2 separate regions of the Homo sapiens genome follow, and region 1 is linked to region 2. Evidence: read pairs that join two places in POLR2A ChIA-PET (ENCODE). Cell type or tissue: HepG2. All regions are shown on one strand. Each heading gives the region's core, and the rest is flanking DNA. Links, peaks and the distances in the headings are about the cores only. Region 1 overlaps KIF26B (kinesin family member 26B). Region 2 overlaps KIF26B (kinesin family member 26B).

Region 1 (10,897 bases), core at 3,388-5,887, 70 kb before region 2:
TAAGTATACCTGTGGTTTTCCTCCAAGTCCCCCAAGGATCAGTTATAGCTCTGGGAAAGTGGGGGGAAGTGAGATGCTAGACTTATTTTTACCAAAATCCAAGACTAGTGACACAAGGTAGAAGTCACTGGATGGAATGAACTTGTAGGATATTCCCTTTTGGGGCACTAATCACAAAGGCAAATTGAATGGTAGAGTGTCAAGGTGAACTTTAATACTTTGTAACATGAGCTCCAGGCCAGGTCTTAAAACATCTTGGACATATTGCAAGAAATAGCTCAGCCCTATAGCACATTGAATGAGAATGGAGAGTGGATCCTGGGTTGGCTTTAGACTCTGGCCTTGGCGTTTGTGTGTACACATGTGCGTCGTCATCTGTGCACACAGGTACACAAATGTGTCTTTATAATCTCTGGGGAAGCAGGTTCACTTTTAATGTTCTTTCATCTGCTATTTGATTTTAAAATCTTGGGGGAAAGTATTGAAAATCAAATGTACTCATCTGTCCTGTGTAAAAATAGGAGTCAAAATTTTAAAATCTGAATTTATGCAACAAATTAAATATGGAGTGTTACTTCTCATCACAAAATAATCTAGCCATTGTTACCTTCAAGAGAGCAGTTTCTCATTGATGCAATTAAAATGAACTTCTCAGGGATTCTTTTACTATAAACGGAGGTGCACCCAAACCTTATATCTCTGAGAAAACAGTGGCTGTGTAATGAGTGGTGAATTGTTTTTGGCGAGTGTGGCTGCCAGGTTGCTTCCTCCTAAATCTGAGATGGTAGACAGAGGTTTATTATTGCTGTAGCAGATAGAGAGCGTCTTGCTTGCACTGCAGAAGTCTGCCCAGAGCACTTAATTAGACATTTCTGTGGCTATTTGCAGCCCAGTACAATGGGAGATCAGGGGATTCCAGATTGGAATCCTAGACATCCAAATCCATAGTTAGCGTTCAGAGCCAAATTTTTTATTGCTTCTCTGGGATTATGCTAATCATTCAATTCAAATTTATTCAACTCACATTTTTGACATTCTGCTGTGTGCTAAGGTGGTGGAAATACTTTTTTTTTTTTTTTAGACAGAGTCTTGCTCTGTCGCCTAGGCTGGAGTGCAGTGGTGCAATCTTGGTTCACTGCAGCCTCTGCCCCCCGGGTTCCAGCGATTCTCCTGCCTCAGCCTCCCGGGTAGCTGGGATTACAGGCACCCGCCACCACACCTGGCTAGTTTTTGTATTTTTAGTAGAGATGGGGTTTCGCCATGTTGGCCAGGCTGGTCTCGAACTCCTGACCTCAGGTAATCAGGTGGCGGAGATACTTAATGAAACCTGGTTCCAACCTTCAAGAATAGCACAAGGAAGGGAGGGGGGTCTGGATAAAATCGAAAGGTACAAGTTGTGTTGGGACTAAGTGGATCTAAACATGCTTTCTGAGGCTGTCATTACCCCAAAAGTCAGCTTTGTGTCAATCAACAAACACTGTGGTCTGTCTTTTCTCTCAGCAAAGTCTGAAGGAGTGGGACACTCCAACTGTGTGTCACAGGAATGAGCTGTCATCTGGCAATTTACAGACCAGCTTCAAGGATTCCATTTACCACCAGTTTATTCACTTGTATTTCTAATATTTATATTTTCTTAAGATGATCCCCTCTCCCATGTGTGCTAATTTTCTAAATAACAGCCACATCGACAAAATGCCCCCTTTGATGAGTCATGGGCTGAGCTGGGTTCTAGTGATGCTGGCTACAACCTTGAGAGTTAAAGAAAAGCTATTTATATTTTCTTTTTATTATTTTATTTTATTTTATTTTATTTTGAGACAGAGTCTCACTCTGTCGCCCAAGCTGGAGTGCGGTGGCGTGATCTCAGCTCACTGCAACCTCCGCCTCCCGGATTCAAGCAATTCTCCTGCCTCAGCCTCCTGAGTAGCTGGGATTACAGGTGCCCGCCACCACGTCCAGCTAATTTTTGTATTTTTAGTAGAGACGGGGTTTCACCATGTTGGTCAGGCTGGTCTCGAACCCCTTACCTCGTGATCCACCCACCTTGGTCTCCCAAAGTGCTGGGATTACAGGCGTGGGCCACTGCGCCTGGCCCTATATTTTCTTAAGATGGTCCCTTCTCCCACGTGCGCTAATTTTCCAAATAACAGCCACATCAACAGAATGCCCCCTTCGATGAGTCATGGGCCGAGCTGGGTTCTAGTGATGCCGGCTACAGCCTCGACAGTTAAGGAAAAGCCACTTTCGCAAAGAATGGACCCTGCTTCCGTAACCTTGGGTTAAATGTTGTCTGCGAGCACCTTACTGAGTTTCTTCATTTTTTGCTTTATTTGGGTGCAGCTAAACCAGCTAAACAGCCTTAATAAGTTACTCCCTGGGATACAATAAGCTCCCTGCATCTGTGAGGTGAAAGGCAGCCCAGTGAATTCTGTCGACAGTAGCTGTTCTGAGAAAGTGAGCTTGAAAGGGGGTGTAGGAGTCAAAGGTGAGAGGTCATGACGTCAGTAGTCCAAACACCTGGAGGTTTTAGTCTAACTTCCTTTCTTGTTACTTAGCCAGGCAGTAAGTTACGTATCTCTAACTTGGCCTTCTGTAAAGTGGGACTCTTAGTACTTGCCCTGCTTATCTTTCAGACAGAATCAAATGAAATAGCAGAAGTGTTTTGTCAATTAAAGTGACATCAGATGCAAAGAGTATTATTATATCATCATCATCATCATCACCAAAGGAACTATGGTAATGTTGGATAAAAAGCCAAATACTTTTTTTTTTCTTTCTTTCTTTCTTTTTTTTTCTGAGACAGAGTCTCTCTCTGTAGCCCAGGCTGGAGTGCAATGGCGCGATCTTGGCTCACTGCAACTTCCACCTCCTGGATTCAAGTGATTCTCCTGCCTCAGCTTCCAGAGTAGCTGGGACTACAGGCGCGCACCACCACGCTCAGCTAATTTTTGTATTTTTAGTAGAGACAGGGTTTCACCATGTTGGCCAGGATGGTCTCGATCTCTTGACCTCATGATCTGTCCGCCTTGGACTCCCAAAGTGCCGGGATTACAGGTGTGAGCCACTGCACTCAGCCAAGCCAGGTACTTTTCTAAGTAATTTAATTCTCTAGAAGAAAAGATGATAAGATCTTTGCCTGGAACTGGAGGCCATTATCTTAAGTGGAACAAGTCAGACACAAAAAGACAAATACTGCGTGTTCTCACTTATAAGTGGGAGCTAAATAATGTGTACACATGGACAATAGAGAAAGACAGACAGTGGAGATTGCAAAGATGGGGCAGGTTGATGAGGAATGAGAAATTACTGAATGGACACCATGTAGTTTATTCCAGTGATGGATGCATTCAAAGCTCAGACTTCACCAATATGGAATATGTCCATGTAACAAAATTACACTTGGACCCCATACATTTATACAAAAAAAGACCTTTGACACTAGGCATAACTAGTGGTTTGGTTAATGCAGAGGAGTATTGCTGTGGTCGCTTTCTTTTAACCAGCTTGAGAGACAGTACAAGAGAAGGTTCAGGTTCTTGTCTTGACAGAAGTCTCAGTACACCCACCTGTACTTTAGGAGAATGTGGATTGGAAGGCTCTTGGTGTTTCAGTTTTCTGAGTGGGTTTGAGTAATTATGTTGGAGAGGGGGAGGTTGATGAGAGTGTAACACACTTTTCGTGGCTATAAGAGATGATAATAAAGAGTTATTAGAACATTTATTAGACACATGATAGGGAAAGTTGGTTAAGGGCCTTGAAGAACAGGCAAAGGATGTGGAATTCATGTTTTTGAGCTCTAGATGATATGATGAAAATTGTGGTTGAGGATTATTTTTCTGATCTTGAGGAAATTCAAGTTTGAATGATGAGGATGAATGAGGTTAATCAACACTGAAATTGGAATCAGAGGCAAATTCAAGGCCGGGCGCGGTGGCTCATGCCTGTAATCCCAGCACTTTGGGAGGCCGAGGTGGGCGAATCACCTGAGGTCAGGAATTCGAGACCTGCTTAGCCGACATGGCAAAACCCCATCTCTACTAAAAATACAAAAATTAGCCAGGTGTGGTGGCACACGCTTGTAATCCCAGCTACTTGGGAGGCTAAGGCAGGAGAATCACTTGATCCCAGGAGGTGGAGGTTGCAGTGAGCCTGGATCGCACCATTGCACTCCAGTCTGGGCAAGAAGAGTGAAACTCCATCTCCAAAAAAAAAAAAAAAAAAAAAGAGGCAAATTCAAGACACAGTAGAACAGGGGTGTGGTCGGTGAAGCCGGGAGAGTAGGCAGGAAGTGAGGCCAGTTTGGGAACCAGCAAAGCCCACCTCTCTCTCGAATAGCCCCTATTTGTCCCAAGATCTTACTTTCCTACCATCATGTTTGGTTTTGACTGAATAGCTCAATTCAGAGAGACATTTCAACTTTCCCTCTGTGCTTTGCAAACTGATGACGAAGATATGTTTTAAGGAACTAGCTCCCAAGTTAGTTCCTCTTACAAAGATGTACAGATTTTAAAACTGAACATGTGTGTGTTGCTGCTGAGAATGTAAAATCATGCAGCTGCTTTGGAAAATGATACGACAGTTTTTCAAAAAATTAAACAAGGAATTACATATGATTCAGCAGTTCCACTTCTGGTATAAACCCAGTTGAATTGAAAGCAGGGACTCAAACAAATATCTGTACACCCATGTTCGTAGCAACATTATTCACAGTAGCCAAAAGGTGGGAACAGCCCAGTGTCCATCATGGATGGATGAGCAAAATGTGGTCTATGTATTTACAATGGAATATTGTTCAGAAAAGGAGTGAAATTCTGAAACAGGCTACAACATGGATGAACCTTGGAGACATGATGCCAAGTGAAATAAGCCAGTCACAAAGGACAAATGTTGTATGGCTTTGCTTACACGAGGTACATAAAGTAATCAGACTCAGACAGGAAGTAGAATGGTGGTTGTCAGGGGCTGGAGTTGAGGGGAATGGAGAGTTATTGTTTAACATACAGAGTTTCAATTCGGGAAGATGAAAAAGTTCTGGAGATGATGGTGGTGATGGTTGCGTAGCAATGTGAACGTACTGAATGCCACTGCACACTTGAAAGTGGCTAATATAGTCAAGTTTACATGTATTTTACCATAATAAAAATGGTGAACTGTCATTATCTTGCATTGTTGATGCTTTTGTTCAAATCCTGGGAAATATGATATAATAAATCTCTTCTTATGTTATTCCAGGTCTGGAAAGTGAACTCTGGTTAACTTTTCAATATCATTTTCCCCAGGAAAACAAAAGATAATGATGTTTCCTAGGCCAAACACACCTTGTTAACATTTCCATAACAAAACAGCAAACTGTCATTTAAAGTTTATCTCACTGTTATTCTTGAGCCACAAAGAAGCAATGTTTACAGACGATTTTACACTAACAATTGGATGTGCTGGAAATGGGTATTTGGGTGATCTCAGGGTTCGTGAACCTCAGGCTGTGGAGTGTTCTTGTTCTAGATGTCCGCTGAGAGTTTTCTTTCTCAAGGGGCTCCTAAATTAGAGGTAAGCCCCCTACCACCTGTGTGATCCCCCAGAAGTTAGAACCTTGCGCCTTCTCTGTGGCAGGGAGGAGACCTGTCCTCTCTAGAGCTGGAAGGTTGTGTGTTAACAAAGTTGAAGGCAGTCATATTAGTCTGTTTTCACTTTGCTGATAAAGACACACATGAGACTGGGTAATTTATAAAGACAAAGAGGTTTAATGGACTCACAGTTCCATGTGGCTGGGGAGGCCTCACAATCATGGTGGAAGGTGAAAGTCACGTCTTACATGGTGGCAGACAAGAGAGAAAGAGAGTGAAGTGAAAGAGGAGAACTCCTATGAGACCATCAGATCTCGTGAGACTTACTCACTACCGTGAGAACAGTATGGGGGGAAACCACCCCCGTGATTCAATTATCTCCTCCCCGGTCCCTCCCACAACACGTGGGAATTATGGGAGCTACAATTCAAGATGAAATTAACCTATGAAACCATCAGATCTCGTGAGACTTACTACCATGAGAACAGTATGGGGAAACTGCCCCCATGATTCAGTCATCTCCCCCTGGGTCCCTCCCACAGCATGTGGGAATTAAGGGAGCTACAATTCACGATGAAATTTGGGAGGGGACACAGCCAGACCATATCAGCAGCCTATGGGATGTTCCCCCGAGGGCTCCACAGCCGGGTGCTCAGATTGCTGGGACTCTCTTGTCAGGACTTCTTCCTTCTTTTTTGCCTAGGTCTTATCAGAACTAAGCCATTTGGTTTGTAATCTTTCCTGTAACACTGGCTGCAGGGTCTTTAGCCTGGATTCTAGATTGGAGGGTACAGGGCAGCAGCCTCACAGGTGCCCATTAGCACATCCCACAAGCAGTCACGGCACTGCACTTGCACTGGAAACAGCTTCTCATTTTCCCGGGAGTACCTTCTGCCAACTTTGAGAACACCAATTCCTAATTCCTGTTCCAGTATCCACTTTGGTTTTATACATAGGACATCTTTTCCTATAAGTTTTCCCTGAATGTTTTGTTTTGTTTTTTTTTTTTTTTACATTTCTTACAGATGTCTATTAAAATCTCAGCATTCTTATAAAATACTCTTTGATTTGAAGAAAGTAGTCATTTTCCCTTAGGCTTATGATGCCTCAGTCTCCCTATAAGAGATAAGAACCAGGCTGGGCGTGGTGGCTCATGCCTATAATCCCAGCACTTTGGGAAGCCAAGGTGGGTGGATCACCTGAGGTCAGGAGTTCGAGACCAGCCTGACCAAGATGGTGAAACACCATCTCTACTAAAAATACAAAAATTAGCCGGTGTGGTGGCAGGTGCCTGTAGTCCCAGCTACTCGGGAGGCTGAGGCTGGAGAATCGCTTGAACCTGGGAGGCGGAGGTTGCAATGAGCCAAGATCGTGCCACTGCACTCTAGCCTGGGTGACAAGAGCAAGACTCTGTCTCAAAAAAAAAAAAAAAAAAAAAAAAAAAAGAGATAAGAACCAGATATGCATAAATATGAATATTTGTTCATTTGTAATCTGGCTCTTCCTGTGATAAGATGCCACCAATATTTGGGTAGAATGCTGGGGAGAAGTTACCTCCCAACATTGAAAAGAGTAAAATCCCAGCACTTTGGGAGGCCGAGGCGGGCGGATTACCTGAGGTCAGGAGTTCGAGACCAGCCTGGCCAACATGGTGAAACCCCATCTCTACTAAAAATCCAAAACTTAGCTGGGCGTGATGGCAGACGCCTGTAATCCCAGCTACTCGGGAGGCTGAGGCAGGAGAATCATTTAAACCCAGGAGACAGAGGGTGCAGTGAGCCGAGATCACACCACTACACACCCACCTGGGCAATAAGAGTGAAACTCTTGTCTCAAAACAAGCAAACAAAAAGGATTAAATATATATAAAAAAATCTAGAAGGAAATATATGGATAAAGAAGTTTCTAAGCTTGATAGAATAGAAGGTATCACAAGAGAAAATATAGACAGGTTTGACTACATAAAAATTAAACTCTGTATATCAGAAAACATTTGTACGTTGACAAAATCAAAGGGCAGGCGACAATCTGCAGAGAATGTAAAAAATTACAACGAAGCATGAATATCTTTAATATAGAATTTTTAATACAAATTGCTAATGTCAACATTAAGACCGCAGTAGTTTAAGGGACAAAGGCAGTTGAACTGACTTTGCAAAAGGGGAAACAAACACACATGGCTACCAAACGCAAGAAAAATTGTTCAACTTCATTAGTAATCAAATAAATGCAAATCGAAACAACAGTAAGCTACCATTTTTGATGCAGCTTAACAAAGATTTTGTAAAATGTGATATTCTTTCATATAATGAAGGATAAATTAATACCATTTTGGAAAGCAGTGTGATGAACCTTAAAATTATTCTTACTCCTTGACCTGGTAGTTCTATTTCTGGGAATCTATCTTAAGGGGATAATCCTAACTACCAGGATTAATGCACAAAAGTATTTCCTGAAGCATTTAAAAAAAATAATTATAAAGAATTAGAAAGAAGCTGCATGTTCAGCATTAGGGAAATGGTTACAGAAATTATGATCAATCTATTTGATCAAATGCTGTGTGGTCTCTTAAAATAACATTTGTAAAATGTTTCCCATGTTTCAGGGGACGTGCTCATGATATAATTAATGCTAAGTGATAAAAAAGCAGGATATAACCTCAAATGTAAGTATTTTCTGGTCTAGACAGTTTAAAACTTCACAGGAAAGAAAAAAAAGGATGCTTGCTACAATATTAGCAGAGAATAATATTGATGGCTGCTGGTCTCCCCTAGTAAACTGTGTTTCCTAAAAGGGCATACATTACTTTAAAAACATTTTTAATTTTGAGATATTTTGTAAAAATTTGATTCTCATATATCTGTCTTAAGAATTTATTATATAAATCATCCTTGAATAAACTAAGTTACATAGTTTTCAAACTCTGTCTCCTGCTAAATGATCATCTATACTGATGACTTTTTAAAATAATATAAACTTCCAGGAGGGAGGAAAGAGGTATGTTTATTTTAGGGGCCTCCAGAGCCCACAGTAACTCTTCCTTCTTGGGGAGAGGAGTCTAAAGATAACAGGCCTGAGTTTGTGAACTCTCATCTCTAGTATACTTGACTTCTTCTATGTATTTATTGATTGTGTGGTATCACAGATTTGGGGGGTGCGTGTGCAGGTGCACGTGTCCCGTTCTGTAGTGGTGGGGATTGGGTTTCTAGTGTACCCATCACCTCAATAGTGAACATTACACCCAACAGATAATTTTTTTTTACTTTTAGTCTCAGGGCACTGTGCAGGTTTGTGATACAGGTAAGTTGTGTGTCATGGGATTTGCTGTACAGATGATTTCATCACCTAGGTAGTAAGCATAGTACCCAATAGGTAGTTTTTGAGACTCACCCTTCTCTTACCCTCCACCCTCAAAGTAGGTCTTGGTGTCTGTTGTTCCCCTCCTAGTATCCATGTGTGCTCATTGTTTAGCTCCCACTTATAATTGAGAACACACGGTATTTGGTTTTCTGTTCCTGTGTTAGTTTGCTTAGGATGATGGCCTCCAGCCCCATCCATGTTGCTGCAAAAGACATGATCTTGGCTGCATAGTGTTCCATGGTGTATATGAGCCACATTTTCTTTATCCAGTCTACTGTTGATTGGCATCTAGCTTGATTCCATGTTTGCACTATTGTGAATAGTGCTGCAGTGAACATACGTGTGCATATGCCTTTATGGTAGAATGATTTATGTTCCTTTGGTACTTGACTTCTTATTGCCATTGTGTTCACCAAAGACAATCATATGACTCAGTCTGTTTCAATTGGTTTGAAAGCTTAGGCTTTCCTTTTTAAATAAACCGGAAAGCTTAGGCTTTCCTTTTTAAATAACCTTTTTTCAAAATTTCATATTTTTTTCTCATTTTAGGAATGTAATAATAGTCATCATGCGTTAAGAGCTTTCAAAGAACCAGATCCTGTTCTAAACACTTTATATGTGTTACATCATTTAATGTTCACAGCAATCCTCTGAGATGTAGGTACTGTTATCATCCCAGTTTTACAGATGAGAAAACTGAAGCACAGAGAAGTCAAGTAAGTGGAGAAGCCCATGTTCAAACCTGAGTCATCTGTCGCCAGAGCGTCCCTCCACTGCGCCAGATTTATGACAACTTACTTGTTCTTTATGAAGGCAGCAACTCAGGCACAGTAGGCCAAGGCTGCCATCTGATGAAACAACTGGCAAATCAATGGCAGAGAAAGATTCAGAGCAGAGACAGGGCTGCGTCCATTGATCGTGTTAGGACCTGGACCATGGGGCGCTAGAAAATGACATGGACGCCAGAAAGTTTCTTTTTGCTGCTGACTGATCATTTATGAACTTTCCATGGACTTTTGAAAATAATATCAAAATAATACCACTAGAATTGTTAAAGCATTCCACGTAGGACACTGGGTCATTTGATTTCTGTAGGAAAATGTGATTTTGTAGGAAGGCGTATGGTAGTTTCTTCCATATAAGGCCATTATCTCGTCTTTGAACCTAATTTCTACTGCAGTTCAGGTTTGGAGAGGCCTAATTCATCGTGGTGGCACAGTTTTAAAATTTGCCCCTCATTTGGAATTGATTTAGAGTTTCCGTTTACATAGAGTGCTTGATGCAGGAGGCAGTTATGGAAAGGGAGGCCCTCTCTGAGCACGGTGCATGGGGTTAGAGTTGCCTAGATTTTGGTAACATAGTGACACTGCAAACAAAACTCTATGGAAACAAAATAATTTTTTTTTTCTTTTTGGACACAGAGTCTTCCTCATGCAGCGGTGCAAACTCGGCTCACTGCAACCCCTTGGGTTCAAGCGATTGTCCTGCCTCAGGCCCCCAAGTAGCTGGGACTACAGGCATGTGCCACCATGCCTGGCTAGTTTTTTGTATTTTTAGTAGAGATGGGGTTTTGCCATGTTGCCCAGGCTGGTCTCGAACATCTGACCTCAGGCCATCCACCCACCTTGGCCTCCCAAAGTGCTGGGATTACAGGTGCGAGCCACTGCACCTGGCCTGGTTTTTACTTTCAAATCTGATATTTTAGCCTGTTAGTGTTAACCATGTTTAACTGACTCAAATGAAATGCTGGCCCTGGCTCCCATATAGCCAGAAGAATAAGAATGCTGGTAATCAGGTATTGGCGTTTCTTCAAAAAGCCAAAATCTGTTGTAATAGAAATACTGGTAATTTCTTCACTCTGTGAAGTACATGTGTATGGGGGTGTGTGTGTGTAGGAGAGGGTTGAAGATTTTAACAGTTGTTTGCCCAAGGTTACTATATAATCTAAACATATATAAGGCTCCAAGGCATTT
Region 2 (10,897 bases), core at 4,794-7,293:
ACTCTTTTGTCATAATTGCAGATAATATGTCTCTTTCTTTTTAATCCTAATTCCTCTTATTGACTTTTCTTGTCATATTCTTCTAGCTAGGGTCTCTAGAACCATGTTGAATAGAAGTAATGATGGTGGGAATCCTTGTCAGTTCTAAGTTTTGTAAGGGACTGCTTCTATCACTTAGCCATTAAGTATGATGTTCACTGTGTGATATGGGTACACATGCTTTATCAAGGTCAGGAAATTTTTGTCCCAGTTTGCTAATATTTTTTAAATTTCATAAATCAGAATTGAATTTTATGAAATGTTTTCTCTACATCCATTGAGGTGATAATTTTTTTCTTAATTTTTTTTTTTTTTTTTTGAGACGGAGTCTTGCTGTGTCGCTCAGGCTGGAGTGCAGTGACATGATCTCGGCTCACTGCAACTTCCACCTCCCAGGTTCAAGCAGTTCTCCTGTCTCAGCCTCCCGAGTAGCTGGGACTACAGGCGCCCACCACCAAGCCCAGCTAATTTTGTATTTTTAGTAGAGATGGGGTTTCACCATATTGGTCGGGCTGGTCTCAAACTCCTGACCTCAGGTGATCTGCCCGCCTTGGCCTCCCAAAGTGCTGGGATTACAGGTGTGAGCTACTGGGCCCTGCCTCTTAATATGTTAATGTAGGAGTTACATTAAGAGATTTTTTTAGTGTTAAATGATTTTTATATTATTTGCATCAAAGATGCTTTGGTCATTATTATTATTTTAAAATATATTGCTGGATTTGACTTGCTAACATTTCATTTGGAAGTTTCACATCTGTTTGCTAGTGAATGTGGCTTATAATTTTCTTTTCTTGCACTCCCTTCATTTAGTTTGGTTTCAGAGTGATACTAGCTTTAGGAAATAAGTTGGGGTATGTTTCCTCTTTTTCTACTCTCTGAAGAGTTTACGTAAGATTGGATTAATACAGTTTGGTAGGATTTGTCTCTAAAGGCATTTGGACATGGGGATTATTCATGTGTCAATTTTGAACTACTAACTTAATTTTTTAAAATGGTTATAGGACTTTTCAGTTTTTATATTTATTCTTAAATTATATATAGATTAAAAAATTTTGTTTTAAATTTTCCTGTCTATAGACTTTGAAGTCCTGCTTTTTTTTTTTTTTTTTTTTTTTTTTTGAAACAGAGTCTCGCTCTGCTGCGCAGGCTGGAGTGCAGTGGCGCGATCCCTGCTCACTGCCAGCTCCACCTCCCGGGTTCACGCCATTCTCCTGCCTCAGCCTCCCGAGTAGCTGGGACTACAGGCGCCCGCCACCACGCCCGGCTGATTTTTTTGTATTTTTAGTAGAGATGGGGTTTCACCGTGTTAGCCAGGATGGTCTCGATCTCCTGACCTCGTAATTTGCCCGCCTCGGCCTCCCAAAGTGCTGGGATTACAGGCGTGAGCCACTGCACCCAGCTGAAGTGCTGTTTTTTTTCTTTAACATTATGGGCATTTTCTAGATCATTCAATATTTACTGAGAAGATGACCTGTAACGCATTGACTTTAGCAGTAGTTTTTCTTTCTGATTAACTTTATTTCTAGAATTTTATTAGGTTGCATATGTCCCATGGATAGGGTGGCATAAGTGGCCGTGCTGGGCACATGGTAGACATATAGTAATTTCTGCTGGATATCGTACCCAGAACTACTCAGGCGTTGTAACTTTCCAGAGCAAAAAATTGGAATTTCCTCATGTTTTACAGGGGGAGGGTAAAGGCGATTCTATGAAAATTAACAAAGGGGGTTGGGGGAGGAGGGCTTTCCTTTTTGCTAAAGGAAAAATAACACATTCTTTTCGAATGATGACTTATTTTTGAAAGGCATCCTGGCTGAAATGATGAGCTCAGGTTTTGGGTCTGAGCAGTTCCTATTGAAAGATACTTGTGGAGATTTCCAAAAGTGCATATAAGAATGGCAGGTTCTTAGTTCTGGGGGAAGAGTGACTGGGGAGGAAATACGTCTTCCCCTTTTATTGATCTCAGTTACGTGCTATGACATCACATGTAATTTTTTGTGGAGCTGTTCTGATGCCCCACATGAGGCCCGTGTCCTTTGCTGCCAGTGCATTCCAAGAGGGCTGTACCCTGGGGGCTATGCAGGCAGCTATTCTTGTGTGGGCTTTTGCCATGCCTGTTTCAGGTTTGGAACTGTATACCTTTCAGGAGCATGGCTTATGACATAGCAATTCCATTTTCTTAACAAAAACGAACCCTATTTTTACTTTAAAAGTAAACATTCCCTCTGCTGTGGTTTGAATGTGTCCCTGAAAGTTCACATGTTGGAAACTTCATCCTCCGTAACAGTGTTAAGAGGTGAGACCTTTAAGAGGTGATTAGGTGGTGAGGACTCGCCCTCATGAATGGATTAATGTCATTATCTTGGGAATTATCTTGGGTTTCTGATAAAAAGATGAGGTTAGCCTCCTTCTCTTGCTCTCTCTTGTTCATGTGATGCCCTCCACCATGTTATGACCCAGCAAGAAGACCCTCACCAGATGTTGGCTTCTTGATCCTGGACTTCCTAGTTTCCAGAACTGCAAAGAAATGAGTTTTTGCTCTTTATAAATTACCCAGTCCAAGGTATTGTGTTATAGCAGCGCAACATGGGCCAACACACCCTCTATCCATCTCTCCACCGGCCAAAATCAACTAAGTGTCCAGCTTCATTACAGCCAGTGTCCTTTGGAGGAGAAGTCTCTGAACATTCCTGTTGAGATTCCTGATTGGAGCTGTGTGAAACCCATTTAGATTGAAATCAGAAACATGGTCAGGTTGTGAGTTTTCCTTTTGGAGAGCCCTCCCTTATTTTCACATGCTCATTCTCAAAAGCACTTTGTACATCATGTGATTTGTATGTTTTTTGCTTGGTACGATTACACAGCCCTTTACAACCCACTGCCCACACATGAGCTGACCCAGTGGCTTCGTGCTGTAAAGGCAGATCCAGAAGGCAGTGCTGCCAGGCTCTCTTACAAAAATCAGTTTGTCTTCTTTTGAGATATTCCTGTTCTGAGAGTTAAAACAAACTCTTGAAGGCAGCAGTATATTATAGATGCAAAATCTCACATAAAAACCATTTAAGAAAATCTGGGGACATGGAAATTGTTTTTTTCCCTTTAACAAGATGGTACCACTAATGTATTCTTATTTTTTTGCCCAGAGAGTAGCAATTTCTAAATTGTTAGACATGGTTCTTCTTTGGTTTCACATAACCCATTCCTTCATGGTACTTAAAGTTAGTAAATGGTTGAAATACTTCCTTGAGAAGTAGAAATGAGGAAGCATGAAGAGATTAAATGAGTCACTTAAAGCCACTGTAAGGAAGTTTTCCTTCCTTTTTATTGGTTTCTGCCTTTGGTGTTCTGCTGCTTACCCTCCCTCCTTCCTACCTGCCTTGTGCTGGAAAGGGCCGGGATTTGGGTATGCCCTTCTCAGCTGTGTGACTTCGAACAAGCTATTTGACGTCTCAAGGTCTTACATTTCTCATCTGTAAAATCTAAGATCCTTCTCTTCAAATGGCTCCCAGGTCACCCCTGCTGCAGACCAGGAATATGGCTAACATTTTGGGATTTGACATCAAATCCTGAGTTGACTTTACGTAACCTGGGTCCATGACATGTACTAGCTGCAAACAAGAAGCTGATGTGCACATTGTCTCAGGACACCTGGAAGCAAAATGTTGAATGTTAGATTTAGAAGGGACCTTCATCTTCCCTGAGTCCAACAGCCCCATCGTCCGGATGAGGAAGCTGAGGCCAAGGTTAGCCCTTGAGGGCTGCAGTGCTGAGGTCCTGTGTCCTTGCCCCTGGCCAGTGCTGCTCAGCCTTCCCCACTTTTAGGAGAGTTGGTTGACTTTTTGTAAGACCCAGGTGGGTATAAACCAACAATAACATTCTGAGCTCCCCAACCAACTGAATGGACCTCTCCTCTCCGCGAAGGGCATTCTAAAGTCAGCCTGAAATGCTAATCCAGGCGGTGATGGGAATGGGCTGTGGGACGTGCCTCCATTACAGCCTCCTCCCCTTGGAATTCAGGCACAGCTGACCAGCATTCACATTAAAATAGAGACTTCAGACTGACAAAGCGGACTCTTTGTAGCAATGAGATACCAACTTGACAGATAGCCGGCCCCAAAAGAAATAAAAGTATTTTGCCTCAAAATATATTTCTTTGATGTATTTTGAAATGTCCCTGCAAAGCTGTCTCTTGTGGGGAAAATCTACATTCTGTGGAGAATCTCCTTCCCTTCCCAGGTCTTTTTCCTGATCCAGTAGAGAATTAACTAAGAATCTGGCACTTTTTGAAGTCTGATAAGAAACATTTACCATCTATTCTCTCCAAAGCCTGCTACCTGGAGGCTTCATCTGCATAATAAGAACCTTGGTTTCCATAACCCCTTATCTTAACCCAGACACTCCCTTCTATTGATTCCAGGTCTTTAGATAAACTCAACCAATTGCCAATCAGAAAGTGTTTGAATCCACCTGTGACCAGGAACCCCCTCAGCAATCCTCTGAGTTGTCCTGCCTTTCAGGACCAAAGCAATGTACATCTTACATGTATTGATTGACCTCTTGTGTTTCCCTACAATGTATACAACCAAGCTATAGCCCGACCACTTGGGCACGCATTCTCAGGATCTCCTGGGGCTGTGTCACAGGCCACGGTCACTCATATTTGGCTCAGAATAAGTCTCTTCAAACATTTTACAGAGTTTGACTCCTTTTGTTTACATGGGATTGACAGATGATATCCCCTGCCTCGAGGGAATACGTGTGTGGGCATCTGAAATGTCATCTCAGCTCACCTCTCAATGAGTGGGAAGAGACTGGAACACTTTTCTCCATGGTCCTTGAATTTTTGTCGTTAAACGAGTTACTCTTCAGGGCCCGTCGTGTGAAAAGCTTTGCTGCACATCAGCCTGGAGGAAGGCTGGACAGGAGAAATAGCTTCCCACCAAAGCCCTCCCGTGTCTAGAAGCATCACAGTGGCCCTTGCTTAGGTGGCAGAGGACAGGGGTAGATATTTGTGATCAAGAAAGTTGGTCAGGCCGGGTGCAGTGGCTCATACCCGTAATCCCAGCACTTTGGGAGGCCAACGTGGACGAATCACTTGAGGCCAGGAGATCAAGACCAGCTTGGCCAACATGGTGAAACCCCATCTTTACTAAAAATACAAAAAGTAGCTGGGCATGGTGGCACATGCCTGTAATCCCAGCTACTCGGGAGGCTGAGGCTGGAGAATTGCTTGAACCGGGAAGGCGGAGGTTGCAGTGAGCTGAGATCATGCCACTGCACTCCAGCCTGGTGACAGAGTGAGACTCTGTCTTAAAAAAAAAAAATGTTGCTCAGAAGCTTCTCGATCTTGTCACATTCTCCGGTGGTGAGTTGAGAGCAGCCCAGGCCTGGGGTCCTAGGGAGCTTGACGTGGCTACTGTTCTAGACAGTGCTGAGTTTGTCATCACCTTGCTTTCATTATGATTTCCTCCTCCTCGTCACCACCTACGGTGTTTATGGAGTTCGCTGTACATGAAGCCCCAGCGTCCAGAGGTGTAAGACAGAGCCCCTTCTAGGAGCTGCTGTCCATCCCACTGAAAGGCAGGTCTGACACAGAAGAGACAAACAACCATACTGGGCCTCTGGGGCCCCGTGAGATGTGAACTTCAGGTACCAGAGTGCATGCGGGAGGAGGCCTGGGTGCCCTGGGGACCCAAAGCAGGAGCTCATTTCTGACCTGCCTCTCTCACCAAGCTTCCTTTGCTGAATGCCGTGGGCAAACAGTGGTGTTGGTATTGGAGCAGGATCAAAGCTCATTCCTGGCTAACCTGCAAAAATGAGCAGGTAAACAAATGGGATCCATAAAATAGAGACTAAAATGAAAGTTTGTCTTACTGTGATTAGCAACTGGCCCCTTTCCAAATTCCACCTGCTCTGCGTGGAGCTGTGGCGTCTCATTCCAAGAGCCTTCTCACAGCATCTGACCCGGGCCTGGGGTAACAGTACACTGGGGTTTGCCAAGGATAACCATAGCAAGGCAGCTACAGGAGCACAGCATGGTGGGGGGGCATGAAATCAGAACAAGCAGGACCCACGGGCGGGGGTGAGAGCAAGTGGCTGGGAGGCAGAGGCAGAAGTGATGGCTGCTGACTCACCGTGTGTCTGCCAGGTTGCTTAACCCATCTCCGCTCCGGTTTTCCCATGCGTGAGCCCTCTGCAGTGTGTGGCATGCTGATCGGCCTCTGGCATGAAGAGTAAAAGCAAGGCCACATAAAAATCACAGGTGCCCCTCGCTTCGTGCAACATGTGTGCCAGTCCAGTTTCTGCAACAGCCCCCCAGGCGCTGAGCCTGCTCCATGGGTTGGGAGATGTTAGACCTCAAGCTGTGCCCCTAGCTGGGTGGGTATGGGAAGTTACATGGCAGTGCTGGCTGCATTCTGCTTATCACTGAAAGAAGTGGCTTTGGAATGGGTGATTTCTTAAGGTGTTTCCCCACTCAGTTCTTCTGTTCATTTTTGTACATTATTATCTCTTCATTGTTGTACATTTGTTGGAGCTTAGCCCCAACAGTGCCTGCCTAGGTGGTGCGGACTGAGGAATAGAGATGGAGTAATCATGATATCCAATGTCTTATCTCACTGGCCTCCCCGCCCCACCACATCCCTTCCCATTGGACGGTGAGGACTGAGGCTCCATCGCTGAAATGCACACGTGTTACCAGGCAGGGTTGTGAGGGCCAGTTCAATGAACATAAATACCCTTGTCAGATCAGTTGTCATGATTCTAGAGAATAAGGCCGGAGGAAGTGAGCATGCTGATACTAAAGAACAGGGGAGAGAATACTGGGTTTGGTTGTGCCTGGTCACTAAAAGCAAACTTCACCCACTGAGAACCTGCTAGTCAACCTCCTATGATGTTCAGAAGCCTCTTGAATGTTGATAATTAATGGACAGGGTGAGCTTGGCCAGGCAGGCTGGCTCATGCCTGCAGTCCCAGCACTTTGGGAGGTCAAGGTGGGCAGATCGCTTGAGCTCAGGAGTTCAAGACCAGGCTGGGCCACATGGCAAAATGCTGTCTCTGGAAAAAATACAAAAAAAATTAGCCAGATATGGTGGCATGCACCTGTAGTCCCAGCTCCTTGGGAGGGTGAGGCAGCAGGATTGCTTAGGCCCAGGAGGTCAAGGCTGCAGTGAGACAAGATTGCACTGCTGCACCCCAGCATGAGTGACAGAGCGAGGTCCTGTCTCAAAAAAAAAAAAAAAAAAAAAAAGGTGAGCTTTTCTCTACTGAGTTTCTTGAAGTGTGGCACAACTGAGGCATAGCATAGTGGGACAGGATGCTGTTCATTTATCTGAGAGGTGAAAGGATGTACCTCCTGCTGCTTTTTTGGTGGGATGGGGTCGGAGGAGAGCCTGATGAGCCAGGCAAGGAGAGGAGGTAACAGAACACTGGTGGAGTTGATGGTGAGAAGCTGGACTCTCTCAGTGGGCTGTTTGCCTGCCCCTCCCTTCATTTCCCATAGGCTTCGGTAGAAGCGTGGCCTGCAGAATCAGGAAACAGTGCTGGTTAATCTGTAAGTATGCAACATTCTTGGGCCTTTCTGTCACTGAAGAGCATAATGTAATTCAGGCCAGTGCAGTACTGAGATATGGAGTGTGGCCAGCACCCATGGCAGGTGCTTGGAGGTTTATCCTAGTCTTTCTGCTAACTTCCTGGCCCAAGTGCAGGTCACTTACCTTTTCTGGGATTCAGGTACCTGTAAGAAGAGAAGTGAGTGTGTTGGACTCCCTCTAGGGAACTGGAAGGAATAAGCAATAAGTATACTTTGACATTTTATAAATAGAACATGTTTAATACATGCATTTCAACGAGGCCTATAGGATTAACAACTTTGGAGGCATGTGTACCGGTTTGCGGTCAGTGCTCACACCACCTGGTGGAATTTCCTTCCTTTGACTGGCAGGAAGAGGGAAGTACTTCTCACACATCTGTTACCTTCTGCCAAGTGTAAATGTCATGCTGGCATCTGTGTCTTAATTGTATTGGCATTCCCTTGTACTGGGCCTGGATGGGGTGGGTGCTCAACCCACACAGACAGAACCAAGCTCCCGACTGCAGACACACATCATTAAGTTTCTGGACTTCAGCCACAGTATCTTTGTTATTAGATTATTAACTCAATAGCCTTCTTGTCTTTTAGCCTAGGACTCTGGACATAGCTCTCTGTAGATGCTTATTGATGACTGATTGGCTAACAGATGCAATCACAGAGTCACAGATGTCAACTCTTGCCTGTCCTTCCTTCCTTTCCTTCCCTTCCTTCCCTCCTTCCTTCCTCTCTGTCTTTCTTTCTTTTCTTTCTCTCTCTCTCTCTCCTTCCTTCCTTCCCTCCCTCTCTCCCTGCTTCCTTCCTTCCTTCCTTCCTCCGTTCCTTCCTTCCTTCCTCTTTCTCTCTTTCTTTCTTTCTTTTCTTTTTTGATGGAGTTTCACTCTTGTTGCCCAGGCTGGAGTGCAATGGTGCAATCTCGGCTCACCGCAACCTCCGTCTCTCAGGTTCAAGCAGTTCTCCTGCCTCAGCCTCCCGAGTAGCTGGGATTACAGGCCTGGCTAATTTTGTATTTTTAGTAGAGACAGGGTTTCTCCATGTTGGTCAGGCTGGTCTCGAACTCCCGACCTCAGGTGATCCGCCCACCTTGGCCTCCCAAAGTGCTGGGATTAGAGGCATGAGCCACCGCGCCCAGCTTGTTCGCGCTCGCTTGCTTGCTTGCTTTTTCTTTCTTTCTCTCTCTCTCTCTCTCTCTCTCTCTCTCTCTCTCCCTCCCTCCCTCCCTCCCTCTCTCTCCCTCTCTCCCCCTCTCTCCCTCCCTCCGTCTGTCCCTCTCTTTCTCTCGTTCTCTCTTTTCTTTCTTTCTCTCAAGACAGGGTCTAGCTGTGTTGCCCAGGCTGGAATGCAATGGCGTGATCATAGCTTACTGCAGCCTCTGCCTCCTGGGCTCAAGTGATCCTCCCACCTCAGCCTCTCTATAGCTAGGACTACAGGCATGCGCCACCATGCCTGGCTAGTTTTTGTATTTTTTGTAGCGACAGGGTTTTGCCATGTGCCCAGGCTGGCCTCAGATTCCTGGGCTCAAGCAATCTACCCACCTTGGCCTCTCAAAGTACTGGGGTTATAGACGTGCGCCACCATGCCCGGCTCAACCCTTGTATTTCTTGATGGTTTTCACATGCAGAAGCCCAAAATCTGGGAGATACCGATGGCCCCTGGATCCAACACTAGAGTTATTTCTCTCCACAGCAGTTTGCCTCATGCTCCTTTGGTCACTGATAAGTGTTGTTAACATTTTTCAAATATCCTGTCTGCACTGAGGTGTGACGAGCACATTATTACCTCTGATTCCCATGCTGACACACAGATCGGGCATGTCTTTGTGTTTGTCTTTGGAGAGCCTTATTTTTCTCATGTGATATATACACCGAAATACACAGGAATCATTATTGTACAGAACATAGGAGACAGCCACTATGAAAGCAACTGTCCGGCTGATGGAAGAAAAGTTCAGGGGCTTCTCATTTTGATTACCTGTGATTTTGCTTTGCATACAATTTTATTTCCTTGGTGAGAGCTGCTTCTTCCTTGCTGACTTTTAAGAGACATTGGAAGACATGGGGCGGGTCTTCTGAACATCTACCTGTGCGTCACTTTTTAATTTCTTTTCCAGGTAGAGTCTGCAGTGAGGGAATGAGTTCTTTTTTTGTTTATTTGTTTGTTTTTTATTTTTTTTTGAGATGGAGTTTCGCTATTGTTGCTCTGGCTGGAGTGCAATGGCGCGATCTTGGCTCACTGCAACCCACACCTTCTGGGGTTCAAGCGATTCTCCTGCCTCAGGCTCCCGAATAGCTGGGATTACAGGCATGCACCTCCACGCCTGGCTAACTTTTGTATTTTCAGGAGGGACGTGGTTTCTCCATGTTGGCCAGGCTGGTCTCAAACTCCCGACTTCAAGTGATCCTCCCACCTCGGCCTCCCAAAGTGCTGGGATTACAGGCGTGAGCCACTGCGCCTGGCCAGGAATGAGTTCTTAATGAGAGACTCTTGAGTCTTTCTCTGGAAGTAGAATGGAATTTTTAGAAGGATGAAAGACAGATGTTCATTTCACAGAGCAGGCTGCTCTATTCACATGCAGCCTCAACACCAGTGACATTCCAACCAGTGTTTAGGGTTTAGTTAGGGAGAGAACTTCATCCCCATTAGTTCATATGTGTGTATGTTAAAGCACTTAGAACCATACCTGGCACATAAGAAAAATTCTGTAAGTATTCATTGTTCTTGTTATTACCATCATCCTTGTAATTCAGTGATTCATGGCGGGGTGCAGTCAAGGAGTGTCATGACAAGCGAACTTCAGAAGACTGCATCAGACTTACAGGTCACTGCTTTTGTAGCCCCAGTACGGTAGGAGAAACATCCACTGGGAGGTGGGTCCCTCGTTAGCCCTGAAGAGTGGATTGCTGATGCCTTCTGCTTCACCCTCTGCTTGTGCTCCTTCTTCCAAGCTGTTAATTTCTCTGAAATCTTGTGTTTCTTTACGCAGGGGTTCACATCCTGATTGCTTGTTCCACTCGGAAGGGAAGGCAGAGGGCTTGCATCTGAAGCCATGCCTCCTTCATCAGTGCTGTATCGAGCTCTAGGTTTGGGTTCTTGGCACTTCGGTGCTTCCCTTCTCACTCAGTAGTCATAATGTTAGCACGGTTGATGCATTGACACGCTCTAGTGAGCAGTTTGCAGGCATCTATCATGAACTGTTCAAAGAGATACGCAGATACATCTCACAAACACTGATGGAATACTTAGTATGTGCTAGGAGGGCACTAGGGAGAG

The links. ChIA-PET counts read pairs that join two places held together with the same protein. Peaks named below come from ENCODE experiments on the same cell type or tissue, not always from the same donor. Only the 100,000 strongest peaks of a DNase experiment are listed, where the experiment ranks them.
Region 1: POLR2A ChIA-PET joins it to region 2 with 5 read pairs; 2 of 35 experiments call an interaction of 5 or more read pairs at or near these places.

What each region holds. Positions count from the first base shown.
Region 1 is chr1:245,184,079-245,194,975 of GRCh38, forward strand. All of the region lies in intron 2 of KIF26B (kinesin family member 26B), which reads left to right. Among named protein-coding and RNA genes, the nearest start is that of KIF26B, 35 kb to the left of the region's middle. In HepG2, for the core only: no CTCF peak of the experiment used is centred there; no DNase peak of the experiment used is centred there.
Region 2 is chr1:245,252,670-245,263,566 of GRCh38, forward strand. The region is part of intron 2 of KIF26B (kinesin family member 26B); the gene reads left to right. Among named protein-coding and RNA genes, the nearest start is that of KIF26B-AS1, 24 kb to the left of the region's middle. RefSeq lists enhancers at 3,216-4,085, 4,086-4,953, 5,822-6,689. In HepG2, for the core only: no CTCF peak of the experiment used is centred there; a DNase peak (open chromatin) is centred at 5,812; H3K4me3 peaks cover 535 bases.